Linked DNA regions of Homo sapiens: region 1 is linked to region 2. Evidence: chromatin contacts called from ENCODE Hi-C or POLR2A ChIA-PET data. All regions are on one chromosome and are shown on one strand. The core of a region is the stretch at or near the end of the contact, and the rest is flanking DNA. Distances in the headings are between cores, read along the strand shown.

Region 1 (6,925 bases), core at 4,226-6,725, 99 kb after region 2:
CCTGTGCTGCTGTGCAGGCCTGTGCTCCAGGGCAAGGCGGCTGGGGAGGATGAGTGTGTCTGGGCAGATGCTGCCATCCTCATGGCTTCTTTCCAGTTATCAGGGCCCCTGCAAGCCCCTAAGCACCTCTTCCTTTCTCAGCACCAATGTCCGAGGCCTTTCTCCTGCAGCACCCGAGGCCCTGGGAGTCCAGGCCCTGGCGGCGGCTCAGCACCCTCCAGTCAGCAGCTGGGGTTGGATGCTCCTCCTGTCCCCTCTGTGGAGCGCAGCCTCATTAGGAGCCTGTGCATTGTTGGGGAGCCTCCTGTGAGGGCCTGTTTGTAGAGACCCACCCCAGGGCTCCATGAGCACATTAGAAAATGATGTTCTATTTAAACCTGGTGTGAGAAGTGCTGGGCATTGAATTAACCAACTTCTAGGTGATTAGGCTTCACACTCTGATTAAACTTACTGTTACGTCTTTCTGCTGGAAGCCTGGAGAGTGGAGGTGGAAACATAGCTTGGGGCAATAGGATGGGAGTGAGTTTTGGTTTGGAGGAGGAGGATGAGCAGGCCAGCAGCCTTACTTGGCTGAGGAAGCTTCCCGCCCTGCTATGAGCGGCCCCTCGCCTCCTCTACAGGTTTTCCACTTTGACCACAAGGAAGGGCCAGACCAAGCTTAACCAGACAGCATCACTGTGGCCCTGGCTTCTCTGCTTCTTGCGGAGAGTCCCGTTCTGAGAAGTGGTGACTGCCCCGCTGCCTTCTCTGGCCCCTTCCTGAGGGAGTGCCCAGCTCAGCCAGTTCTGGTCCCTGTCCCATAGGGTGTGCTCCTGTGCAGGTGCAGGTGAGGAGCCGCAGCCGGCGCCCTCCTCCCCCCGCCAGAGGCCTCCTCCCCCTGCCAGCACCCTCCTCCCCCCACCAGAGCCCTCCTCCCCCTGCCACCACCCTCCTCCCCCCGCCAGCACCCTCCTCCCCTCAGCCGGCGCCCTCCTCCCCCCGCCAGAGCCCTCCTCCCCCCACCAGAGCCCTCCTCCCTCCACCAGCAACCTCCTCCCCTCTACCAGCATCCTCCTGACACTGGCACCTTCCTCCCATGTCCCTTGGCCTGGGACAGTGCATGCTGCATGAACGTGATGGGTGTCCCAAAGCCAGTCAACCTTTGTCGCCATGCGGTAGACACTGTGTGTCCCAGGGGGGCCCAAGGAATGGATGTTACTGGGCCTGAATGTGGTGGAAGTAGTGATTTCTGGATGAAAATGAAAACTAGCAACTCAGGTGTGAATTACATCACAGACAAAGCAAATGCTTACATCATAGCAGATAGCAGCGGCGGGTCCGGATCTGCATCCTTGTGCATTCTTGCTGAGGTAGCCTGAGCTTGGTTTCTTTGGAGCCTGGTTTGTGTGACTTCTGAGCATTGAGACTGTCTAGATTTCTTTTCATTATCTTAGACCATTCAGTAATGGGAAAGCAGTAAAGGGGCATGAATATTCTAGACACAGCCCGGAGAGCTATTTGAACAAGTTGCTGGAACATTTCTTGCTGGAGCTGAGGGAGCCCAGGTGACCTTTTCTGACTGCCAGCAGCCTGGCCCAGAGGGTCCAGCCTGGCCTGTGTGGACAGCCCAGGGGTAGGGGATGGCATGCAGGCAGAAGGGTCTGGCCATCAGCGGATGGAGGGAGAGGCAGGAGAGGGACAGGGACCTTTACCCAGATTGAAGCATATGAAATTGTTAACATTCAGCCATTTTGACCTATAGAAACAGCAATTTCAATTTAAAAAATTAACAAAAGGAATCACATCACACATCTCTTCATTATCAACTCCTACAGGGATTAAATCGATTGTGAAAATCCAGGTGCCCATTCTTCATAGCCAGGAGGAGCAGCCAGGCCCCACCCAGCACAGCTGGGCTCCTCCAGCTCCCTGGGGTTGACACTGGGAGGGGCCCTGGCTGTTGCGGAGGAGGACAAGCACTTGGTGGCTGTCAGCCCTCTTGATGCAGAAACTCATGCTCCTCAGATCCACAGTGCCCTGACATGGGGTGAGCTCTCCCCACAAGTCCCTCTCTGCAGAAGCCACAGAGTTAGCCTAGAGCATGGCTGTGTACCTGGTTTGCCCCACAGGGTGTTCGAACCTAAGTTGATCTAGCTTTTAAAAATTGGGGCTGGGTGCGGTGGCTCACGCCTATAATCTCAGCACTTTGGGAGGCCGAGGTGGGCAGATCACTTGAGGTCAGGAGTTTGAGACCAGCCCAGCCAACATGGTGAAACCTTGTCTCTACTCAAAAATACAAAAGTTAGCCAGGTGTGGTGGCACGTGCCTGTAATCCCAGCTACTTGGGAGGCTGAAGCAAGAGAATCTGGAGGCAGAGGTTGCAGTGAGCTGAGATCACGCCATTGCACTCCAGCCTGGCCGACAGAGGGAGACGCCATCTCAAAAATAAAAAAATAAAAAATAAAAATTGTGAGATTTCACATGAAAATTGGAGTTTCCATCTTCTCTTGAAAAAGCAGCCTATGGGGCCACACCCTGAGGCTGGGGCTGTGAGGTGGCTGCCATGGAGTGGGCCTGTGCTGCCCGGGCTGTCACCTGTCTCTCGCTGGGGACCCTTCAGTGCCGGGCAGCAGCATTGCCATCTGTGGGTTTGCACGTGGGGGTTGTTTTTCAGAGAAAATTTTCTTCTGCACTCAGGCTTCTATTGCAAGGCTGAAGACCAAGATAGACTGAGAGGGCCACTGGTTCCCAGAAAAATGGGTGAGAAGGTCCTTGTGGAAGTAAATACTGTTCCTGCCTGGTTAGGAGTTGAGACACGTGTCTGGGTCAACAGTGCTGTGCGTGTCCTGTGCCCAGCCTGACATGGTCACTCGTGGCCACTGCTGTCCAGTCATCTCCCCAGGCAAGGCCCTCCTCTGTGACTAAAGCTTATAGCCAGAGGGACAGAGGTGGCCATGGGCTCCCCGCTCTCTGAGGCTCGGCCCTGCACCAGCAGCCTCTCTGCTGGCCTTGGGAGCAGCGGTGGCCAGAGGGCAGACGGTCCTGGGCAGGTGTCTGACAGCCAGGAGCCCGCTGTGCTGGGGCTCAGAACTCACAGTGAGGGGACCTCTGGGTGTGCCATATGTGACGAGTGCCTTTCTCTACCTGGGCAGTGTCCCTCTACCCTCCCCTGCAGATAGAGGCTCTGAGGTGGGCCCCAGGCTCAGGGGTGTTTGAGAAACCCACAGGCAGTGTCCTGGGATCCCTCGGAGGGCACAGGGAGCAGGGGTTTCAGCGCCACACTGTTCATTCCCACTGCGGCTGGAGCGCTGGCTCGCTGTGCCCTGCTGCTCTCACTCCTGCCCACCTCATACGTTTAGAAAAGCATGTGGAAAACGATGGAAAGGAATGATTTTCAGTAAGGCTTGAAGGAGTGGACTAAAGGGCTTACTGATGCAGTTGTACTCGGTCTGCCTCTGACACTCCAGACTAAAGAAAAGAGCCACAGGCTTCCTCTGGCATCATTGTGGGGATGAACCGCAGGGGACCGTTTCCCTGCAGGCAAGGCAGACCCTGCTGCACCACAGACCAGATGTGTGTGTTTGTCGGTTGTCCAGTGACAGCTCTCCGTTACTGCATTTCACGGAAACTGCATTTCCAAGAGCTTAGGGTCCGGCGGGTTGGCCGCAGCATGTCTGTCTGAGTGAGCAAGGACTTCCAATTATCAGGCTGCCCAGGTGGTCATTTGAAAGGTTTTGCCCTTTGCTATGTCTAATTGAAGCATTAGAGGATAGACAATTTCACATCACCTCAAAATGAGAACATCTCCCTTCAATTAAGGGAAACAGGAGGCCAAGCGGCCCGGCAGAAACTGCATAAGGATGCTGGACCCCAGCTGCACGCAGATTCCCACCTGAACCACAGTGGGCAGAGCTTTGGAAGAGTCAATGCTTATCTTTAAAGTGACAGTGTCTCAAATAGTCCTTCTACTGATGTTGGCACTGCTCAGAATGTTTGGGAATTACCTTCAGGTTTTGGGGTTATTTTTAAGTGACAAGATCTCACTTTGTTGCGCAGGCTGGAGTATAGTGGCATGATCATAACTCACTGCAGCCTCGAACATTTAGGCTCAACTGATCCCCCTGCCTCAGCCTCCTGCGTAGCTGTGACTATAGGCACGCGCAACCATGCCTGGCTAATTTTTAAATTTTTTGTAGAGACAAGATCTCACTGTGTTGCCCAGGCTGGTCTTGAACTCCTTGCCTCAAACGATCTTCCCACTTCAGCCTCCCAAAGTGCTAGGATTACAGGCCTGAGCCACTGCACCTGACTGGGTTGTTTTTATTTGTTTGTTTGTTTTTTTAATCAAGGGAAATTTTTTAAAAGCTTCTCCACAATGGCAAATCTTCCTTTGCAAAGAGCAAATAGTTTTGCTCTTGGGGATAGATTTGATTTTTGGTACCAGCCAAAATCCATTTAGAGTTAAGTCTTGTTCATTATATGGGTGATCAAACCAAATGATACAATTTTGGTGCAAAGGCAAGCACGACTCAATTAGTGAGACTGACGTCCGAGTTACAAACTGATCTGTAGAGAAAGGTCAGGAAGGACCCACAGCAAACTGACAGCTGTGCCTGGGAAGGAAGTAAGGACAAAGGAACACTGATCTGTGCAGTAAAACTTTTATGGTAAGAATGTATTCATGTATTACCTTTGCAATTACAAAACATCCTCTGATCATGTAAACTGATGCTAAAGGCAGTAATGTTCTGGGCATCTATAGACTCCCAGAGTAATTCATTTGAACATGGTTTCTATGGTGGCTAAAATAATAATTTTAAATAAAATGTATGAACATTTTTATCAACAAATTTATAGTAATCTTTTAAATATATAAGGTATTAGCATTAATAATCTAATAGTAAAATCTGTTGGTTTATTTTTTGCTTAGTCCTTGAAAGTTGGTGTGGTTTGTTCTGAAAAAAAAAAAGAGAAGAAGATTAAAAATTATCTTAATGATCATAACTCTGGGTGGCCCCTGTTGGGGAGGCTCACCAGGCTGGGGTCTGGCTCTTGGCAAAGCCCCAGCAGCTCTGTGACCTTGGGTGAAGGTCACAGAAAATCCCCTCTGAGCTCTGACTTCTTCTCACATGTGAGACGAGGCAACTGGTGCTGAAATCAGGATGATGCCTGCCTGGATCTTGTGTGGTTCCACATTTTCCTGCTGCCTGGAACTTTCTCATTCCCAGGCTGATTCCTCTTGAAGTCCGATTGCTCACTAACCCCAGCACCAAGCTGGGAGAGGCACCTCATATTGCTTTTCCCCGCTAGCCCATTGCATTGTCCCAGAAATAGAAAGGATTCCCTTCCTTTTCTTCCAGCAGACCTTCCTAGATGATTTGTCTTTTCTCTTAAGGGACGTGCCCTAGATTGAGCAGAGTTGGGGGATCTTGAATCTGAGAAGTCTGATGATGGATTCCCCAGGAGGAAGAAAGGGGGAGGTGCAGTCTCTGACAGCCAGGGGTACTGGCCTCACATCCAGGCTGTGACTGCCATCTAGAGTGGAAAGGACGGTAGTGATAAAATATCAGGATGGTGGAGAGGCTGCATGAAAAAAGGGAGAAAACAGGGAAAATTGATTTTATCAGAAGGCAAAGGTGTTGCTGAATATCCAAAGATCAATTTCACCTCTTCTTTGAAATTCTCACTGTGGAACAGGGGAAAAATAGATTTCCAACTATTTGAGGCCATAAAATACATTCATTCACTGGGAGGTTAGCCCTTGGGTAGAATCAGAATACCCAGCAGTAGTCTTGCTTTACCGCAGACTGACCGAGGTGCCTAGAGAGGAATATGCCCTCTGTCCTCAGTTTCCCCCCATCTAAAATGAGGGATAACTGGCTTCATTCGGAGGCCTTCAATCTGTATCTTGCCATGAAGAACAGTAAGAAATACATTTTATATCACAACACAAAAGCCTCCTATAATGCAATTAAGGCAGAGGTTTTACAAAACAATACTTACAGTGTGCTCAGATCATTTCTGTTCTGTTTCAGTTTTTGGAATGCTGGCTGTGACCCACTTAAATGGATTTTCCAGCTCTCTAAGAGGCTGCAAAGCACATGGTGGAAAACACTGTGTTCAGTGCTCTCCCTGGTTGTTTCCAGTCCCCACATCTGATCATTCCTGGGGTCCTCTGTGTGTGTGTGGAAAGGAGAGTGTAGCTGAGAGCATAAGCCCAGCAGGGTTCGGGCGTGGTGTGGCCTTGCACACGTGGACGCATGGCAGCAGGCGACAGCCCATGGTGCAGCACAAGGGAACCCTCAGTAAGTCATGGCTGCAGACGACTGTCCTTTAATAATATGAGATGTACTGGTTGGAAGAAAAATGATCCAATAAATACAGAAATGAAAAGGATTATAAAATAGTGCTACGAACAATTGTATGCAAACCAATTGGATAACCTAGATGAAATGAAAAGATATTAGAAACAGCCTACCAAGACTGAATCATGAAGAAATAGAAAATCTTAATAGATCTATAGCTAGTAAGGAGATTGAACCAATGGTCTAAAATCTCCAACCTGGACCACATGGCTTCAGTGGTGAATTCTACCAAACATTTAAAGAATTGACATCAATCCTTCTTAAACTTCTAGAAATTTCAAGAGGTGGGAACACTTCCTAACTCATTATGAGATGAGGCCAGCATTCCTGATACCAAAGCCAGACAAAGACACAGCAGAAAAAGATAACCATAGACTAATATTTCTTATAAATATTGATGCAAAAGTCCTCAACAAAATACTAGCAAACTAAATTCAGCAGTATATTAAAAGGGTTATACTGGCTGCGCACAGTGACTCACACCTGTAATCCCAGCACTTTGGGAGGCTAAGGGAGGCAGATTACTTGAGGTCAGGAGTTCGAGACCAGCCTGGCCAACATGGTGAAACCTGTCACTACTA
Region 2 (6,282 bases), core at 3,500-5,999:
GGCATGTCATAAAGTGTGTGGAAGGGATTTTTATAATATTGGAAAACATATAATGCACTCTGAACAGCTTTAAATGTGTGAGAAGAGAAAAAGAGATGTGTCTGTAAGAGGGGAAATGAAGTTAGCTCCAAAAACAAAGCCAGAAGTATAAAAAAGCAATTAAAAAGTCTCTCACATTTTTGCATTTTCTGTATCATGAGATCACTTGTGATTGAGCCATACTTTTTAAATAATGGGCAACATTTTCTCCATTGTCTTGCTTGAGCATTAACTACCATTTCTGTGTTACTCTTGTGAGGTTATTTTTGGTGTGATTTGATCCTAGTCAGAGCAAAAATAAAATGTCAGTTCTACAATGATGTACTCTATAATGTAGAAAGCACTTGCCATGTGTCATCGTTTCATCTTTATCGCATCCTCGAAGGTGTTTTTCCATTTATATGTGGGTGAGCTGGGCCTCAAAGAGGACAGGAGATTTGCTTAGGGATGTAAGGCTGAGAAACAGCAGACACGGTGTGAACTAAGGCTTCTGAGTGCTGGTCCAAAGTCCTCCCCTCCTCTCCTCCTCTCTTCCCCTTCTCTTCCTCCCTTCCTCCTTCCCTCACTTCCTTCCCTGAGTGGTGTCCTGGCCCCTTTTCTGGTTACTGTCTGTCTCATGAATATAGATGATCTGGATGGGTGTATAGAATGCATGGGACTGTTATGTTTGTGCTGCAGGATGAAAAGCACCCCTGTCATTTGCAGCTGCCCTTGGCAGAGAACGTTGGGCAGTGATGCTGACTGGGCTGGAACCTCATGTCCTGGTGCAGGTTCCCTGTAAGACACCATTAAGTTTCGTGCTTTTACTCAGCTCATTGGAGAAGGCTGTGAGGCAGAGAAGCCAAATAAGTGAATTTAATGGTGCTCAGAAAATACCAGTTCTACAGACACTTCATGACAACCGTCACAGATCAGCCTTAGAGAGTCGTGCATGGGAAGATGTCTTAATATTGCTGACAGGGTTGTCGCTTGGCATATGCCCTTGTCCTTGAATGAAGCATGAACTGTGCCTTGTATAGGAGGCGGGCCTCCAGGCTGACACTTGGGTTTGCTGGCCTTCTGGAGACCGGGCCCTTATGGTGCTGGCCTGGGCCGAGGGAGCCTGTTGCACACACAGCTTTTCCAGAAGACCTTGTTCTTCCCACCTCTTCTCAATCCTCGCCAAAGACCTAGCTCCAGGCTGACCCAATGTGAGCCTCTCCCCAGCCTGCAGTCCCTCACCCGCGGGCTTTCTGGCTTCTCACCTTGTTCTGCTCACCGGCCCCTCTAGGAAATTTGTTAGGACTCGGCCACATGCATGGCTACTTGGAAGAGGCAGAAGAGAGAGCTCCGCTGGAGGGAGAAACGAGGCAGAGTGTGAGAGCAAAGGAGGGGAAGTAGAATGGCCCAAGCAGTCCTACATGGTCTAAATTGGTGGGTGAAAGGAATGAGAAGGACCTGGGGACCTGCCTGAGTCCCAGGAGGCCACCATGGCCTTCACAGAGGCAGCCCATCAGGTCTGGGGCTGGAGACCCCGGGCTGCCACTCCTGCAGCACCCCCTGCTTCCCTCGCCATGGACACCCATTCTCAAAGCTTGCCTCCTGCTTTAGCCTGGCTTGACGTCCTGGGCCAGCTGCCTCCATTTCTCTGTCGGCTCCTGCCCTCCATGTAGGAGGCTGGGACACTCCCTCCTGGCTTCCTAGTGACTGTCGTCTGCCTTTCTACCCAAAGTTGTGGCTTCTGCACCTGGCCTCACACTTCACTGCCTGATATGCTGCCCTGGACAACCTACCTGGGCTTTCCTACAGCAGCCTGGTAGCAGATCCCTGAGAGTGGGGGCTCTTCCCCACCTGAGTCTAAAAGTATATGGGGGAAAACACAGTGACTCCTAGCCCACATCTGCCAGTAGTCTTCCTCTGCCAGCACTGAGCTGGAGACGCCTTACCTGCGTTACCCTGTTAGTCCTCACAGCAGAATTGAGCACCATTATTACTATTATTATTTTGAGATGGAGTCTTGCTCTGTCGCCCAGGCTGTAGTGCAGTGGTGCCATCTTGGCTCACTGCAACCTCCGCTTCACAGGTTCAAGCAATTCTTCTGCCTCAGCCTCCTGAGTAGCTGGGATTACAGATGTGCACCACCACGCCTGGCTAATTTTCGTATCTGTAATAGAGATGGGGTTTTGCCATGTTAGCCGGGCTGGTCTCAAACTCCTGACCTCGGGTGATCCACCCACCTTCACCTTCCAAAGTGCTGAGATTACAGGCATGAGCCACCACGCCCAGCCCAGAGTTGAGCGCTGTTATTATCATCTGTTTTCAACCTCTCAACAAGGTTAGTATAATTTACGTAAGTTTGCAAATTTATGCCACTTTCAAAAAGAATAGTTTGCTCTTCTACAACTAGCTTGTTGCAGAGTTAGATTCTGCAGTAACACCCGTGGTTCCCATTGCACACCCCACTGGCTCCTGCATAGCAGCGTTCCCCCAACTGTAGGATACATGACTCCCAGGGGGTTCCAGGAAGATGCAGATTCTGATTCTGATGTTGGGAGTGAGGCCTGGGCATCTGCCTCTCTCACAAGCTCCCAGTGATGCCCCTGCTGTTGGTCTGTGGCCCACGCTTTGGGTAGCGAGAGCTTAGATCCTCGGCCGTGGTTCTAGCTTCCCAATGCTTTGGATCACAGGAGGCCAGAGACACTGGCCCAACTGATGTCAGAATGATGGGAAGTCGAAATAGCAGCATCTACTTGAAACCCTTGCTTAGAAAGTACAGAGATTAAAGATGTGTAGGGAGAACCTGGTTAAGGAGCTCACTGTCTGATTCTGGCTCTGAGCAAACCAGAGCTTGCCCCCAGCCACCCCCTCATTTGGCAGTCCTGGGCCCCCAGTTGCCCGGCACTGGCCAAAGGCCCATGTACCATAGTGGTGACCTTTCAGAACTAGCTACTTGGGAGATTCAGGTTCTCTCTTTGATGTATTCCTCCCACATTCCAAAGGGAAAGGTATTCTCCGAAGATGGCCTTTGATGATACAAATGGTGGTGATGACTGTAAGCTACCTGGAACACTGATGCCTGTTAAAAGGAGGTCATCCACAAGTAGAAAATGAAAAAATGCATATGGAGACCTTGGCAACCTCAAAGGCAGGCTGTCGCGGTGCAAGACTTTTAGAAAGCCCTGTAGGAAGCTGGAATGCCACAGAGCTCACAGAACTAGACCCAAGTAAATAATACATGCCTTTAGGATGGGATCTATCAAGTGACTTTGTGAAGTGTGGTTTTCATAGTCATGTGGACATGGCAAGAAACAAAGGTTGAGCTGCTAACCCCTCCAGTGTGAAAAACACTGAAAAGAAAATATAACTTTTGGATCAATAGCGATCCTATCCTTTCTCTGAATGTTGGCAGGACATTTAAATAATGTGTGCACAGAAGACAGCGTTCTGATGTCCTTAAACTTGTGTTTCATCCACATAGGCTGTCCACAGAGTGTGTCCTCTTGTTACGCTGTTACTGCTTTAGAGACTTCCATGGCACCATCCCACCGAGGTGGAAGAGGTTCCGTTTTGAAGCACTGTCATCCTCAGATAATGTTTGCTTTCATGAAAAATGATGTGTTTATCTCTGTAGTCGGAAGCTTTCTCTTTTGAAATATCTCAGATAATTTGAGGTGACTAGGTGGTATTTCAGGGTGAGTTTCATCCTCAAATATGTGTCCTTAGAGGCCAAGTTAAAGGAAAAAAAACACTGCCCGATCATAAAATTCACATTTGAGTCAAAAGAATTAAATTTGCCCCCTACCTGTGCTTCCAGCCATGTGTCTCCAGACTCCTTGATGGATGATTTGTGGAGTCACCGACCTGCTGCTGTAAAAACCATAAACCTCAATAAAGTGATGTGGAAATGTAGTGTACAGCTGCAGACTTTTAAAAGTAAGAAGAGGAAGGAACACATGTTCGTCTTCCTCCCCCAGAAGAAAAACAACATTGGATTCTAAAAGATGGCCTCCTCCTTTTTGCTCCCACTGAATGCCACAGCTGTTAATGGACAGTCTTAGAGGAGATGATGGGGTCATCAGTCTGTTTCTGGAGCATTCCGAGGCTTTAGATAGGGAGCAGCATGATTCTAGCAGTGCTGCGTGTTCTTGGGCAGCGTGTCCTTCTAGTAGGAGTCCAAAAACATCCTGGCCAAAATGAAATGATTTCCAGCAATATCTGCAGTGAAAGCAAATTGACCCAAGGATAATCTGTCTCCCAGCAGAGAGAGGCGGCAGGGTGGGGTCCGCTGGCTCAGCGAGGCACCCTGGACTCTCTGCCCACTGAGTGAGTGCTCTCGTGCCCTGGCACGATAAAACATGGGTTCTTTGTTACAGCTTGGTGACGTGTGTGACATGCAGGGACCCTGCCAGGGCCCAGGGTGGACCCCCAGAGTGAGAGCTGTGGCTCCTGCTGCCTGGAAGCCTGCCCTCGAGCCAGGAGGAAGGGGATGGGGGCATGAGAACCATAGCATTTGGTGAGCAGCCCCCGCAGATGTCCCAGGGTCATGGTGGTGTGGGCTGGGGGTGGGGTGGGGGGTGGTCCTGGGCAGCGAAACTTCATTTGGAAGGACTATATTCTAAACACTTCCAAACCAAAAGTCTGGATTTAGAGTAAAGTTAAGCTGCCTCTTAACACAGTGGTTCTCCTTCGTTTCATCTGCTGACCACACTGTGCCACCTGCAGGCTGGTCCGCTTGCTGGCTGTTCCTGCACTCTACAAAACTAGAAGTTGCTATTCCTTAACCCTGGGGCCTGCCTTGGGCTCAGGACCAGCCCAGTCCTGGAGGCAGCCAAGGGTCCACAAAGGTCACATGGGCACTGGGTGGCACCAGTTCCAACTCAAGATTAAGTCACATGCTTGATGTTCCTTTAATACAAAGTCTGTTAAGTACGGAGACAGATGTGTGACTGTCCTACTTGTGGAATCAGTCTTACGGCTTAATAATCACACTTTGGCCGTGCGCACTGTGTGATTATAGAATCACATCTATAATCTCAGCACTTTGGGAGGCAAATGCAGGAGGACTGCTTGACCCCAGGAGTTTGAGACCAGCCTGGGCAACATAGTGAGACCCCATATCTAAAAAAAAAAAAAAAAATAGGTAGCCTCCCAGCTACTCAGGAGGCCAAGGCAAGAGGATCACTTTAGGCCAGGAGTTCAAGGCTCCAGTGAGATATGACCGCACCACTGCACGCTAGCTTAGGTGACAGAGCAAGACTCCATCTTTTTTTTTTTTTTTTTTTTAAAGAAATCACACTTTGTGATAACAATGTCATGGGGAGAGGTTGTCTGGCTCTGGTCTGAGGTAGGAGGAAGGCACAATTCCTGGTGCTCAGAGATCTGCTCTTTGGGCTGGAACCCTGATGGGCCTCCTTTAGTAGGAAATGGAGATGGAGAGAAAGCGCTGCATCTTTCTCCTTAGAGAACTCTGGGGTTGTGCTGGCCTCAGAGACAGTGGAGGGGGTGAGGGTCCTCTGAGGGCGGGAGCGGCCATATGCAGGAGGCTGCGCTGAGGATGCAGGGTGGCTGGTGGCCCTGCTGGGGGGCGGCCTGGCCCTCTGGAGACAGAGCTTCCCATGCCAGTGGCTGTTTGTGCTGTGTGGAGTGTGATTTTCACACTGACCCCCCACCACCCCCAATGTAGGCAGAGTGTGGTCCCCTGCCTGGTGGTCATGTTACTTTGGAGGATAAAGAGTAGGAACCCTGGTCCATGCAGGGTGATGGGCAGTGAGAGATGGGAGCAGGGCTGGGGACAGCCGATGCAGCCTCAGAGCTGCAGAGGCAGCTGCCGGGCTGTTAAAGTCACCCGGAGGGATGCACCCCGCCGTGCATGCGGTGGACGGCTCCTGCAATTGCCTTCAGAGGGTAAGAGCGATTGGGAGGGGCAGCGAAGCAGCCGACTTCTGGAGTATGTATTATTCCTCCCTCTGAGAAATACGTGACTATACATTCAAGATTGCGGCTGAAACTTCGGTGGTAGTATTCGGCCTGGATGACCTGTGGCATTAAACTGATGCTTATAAAGTAGATGTGCTAGTTACTAGGATTTGGTGATCTGAGTTTATTTCCAAACAGGTCAGGCCCAGATACAAGCGACCGCGTAGTTGGGAGAAGAGCAATGCTGGAACAGTGGGTCCCTGTCTTCCACATTTTCCTAAAGTGGGAGGGAGGCGGAGGAGTGGGATAGCTTTTGATTGAGGGCATTGACATTTGTCTAAGGAATTA

Evidence for each region. Hi-C counts contacts between places; a loop is a spot of excess contacts on that map. ChIA-PET counts read pairs that join two places held with the same protein, here RNA polymerase II (POLR2A). Pooled maps may share reads with other maps.
Region 1: a map of Caco-2 shows a loop between it and region 2 (13-fold over the local background). The contact joins two enhancer-like sites. A Hi-C loop is called at or near these places in 3 of 168 maps with a recorded cell type or tissue (Caco-2, endothelial cell of umbilical vein and transverse colon) and 10 of 50 pooled maps. POLR2A ChIA-PET finds 5 or more read pairs at or near these places in 2 of 52 experiments (OCI-LY7 and activated CD8-positive, alpha-beta memory T cell).

Annotation. Positions count from the first base shown.
Region 1 is chr18:13,624,841-13,631,765 of GRCh38, forward strand. All of the region lies in intron 5 of LDLRAD4 (low density lipoprotein receptor class A domain containing 4), which reads left to right. Among named protein-coding and RNA genes, the nearest start is that of MIR4526, 17 kb to the left of the region's middle. RefSeq lists an enhancer at 1,275-1,775. Within about 2 kb of position 5,476, at least 5 of the 41 ENCODE cell types and tissues checked have a DNase peak (open chromatin) inside an H3K27ac peak, as active enhancers do.
Region 2 is chr18:13,526,307-13,532,588 of GRCh38, forward strand. The region is part of intron 4 of LDLRAD4 (low density lipoprotein receptor class A domain containing 4); the gene reads left to right. Among named protein-coding and RNA genes, the nearest start is that of LDLRAD4-AS3, 58 kb to the left of the region's middle. Within about 2 kb of position 4,750, at least 7 of the 41 ENCODE cell types and tissues checked have a DNase peak (open chromatin) inside an H3K27ac peak, as active enhancers do.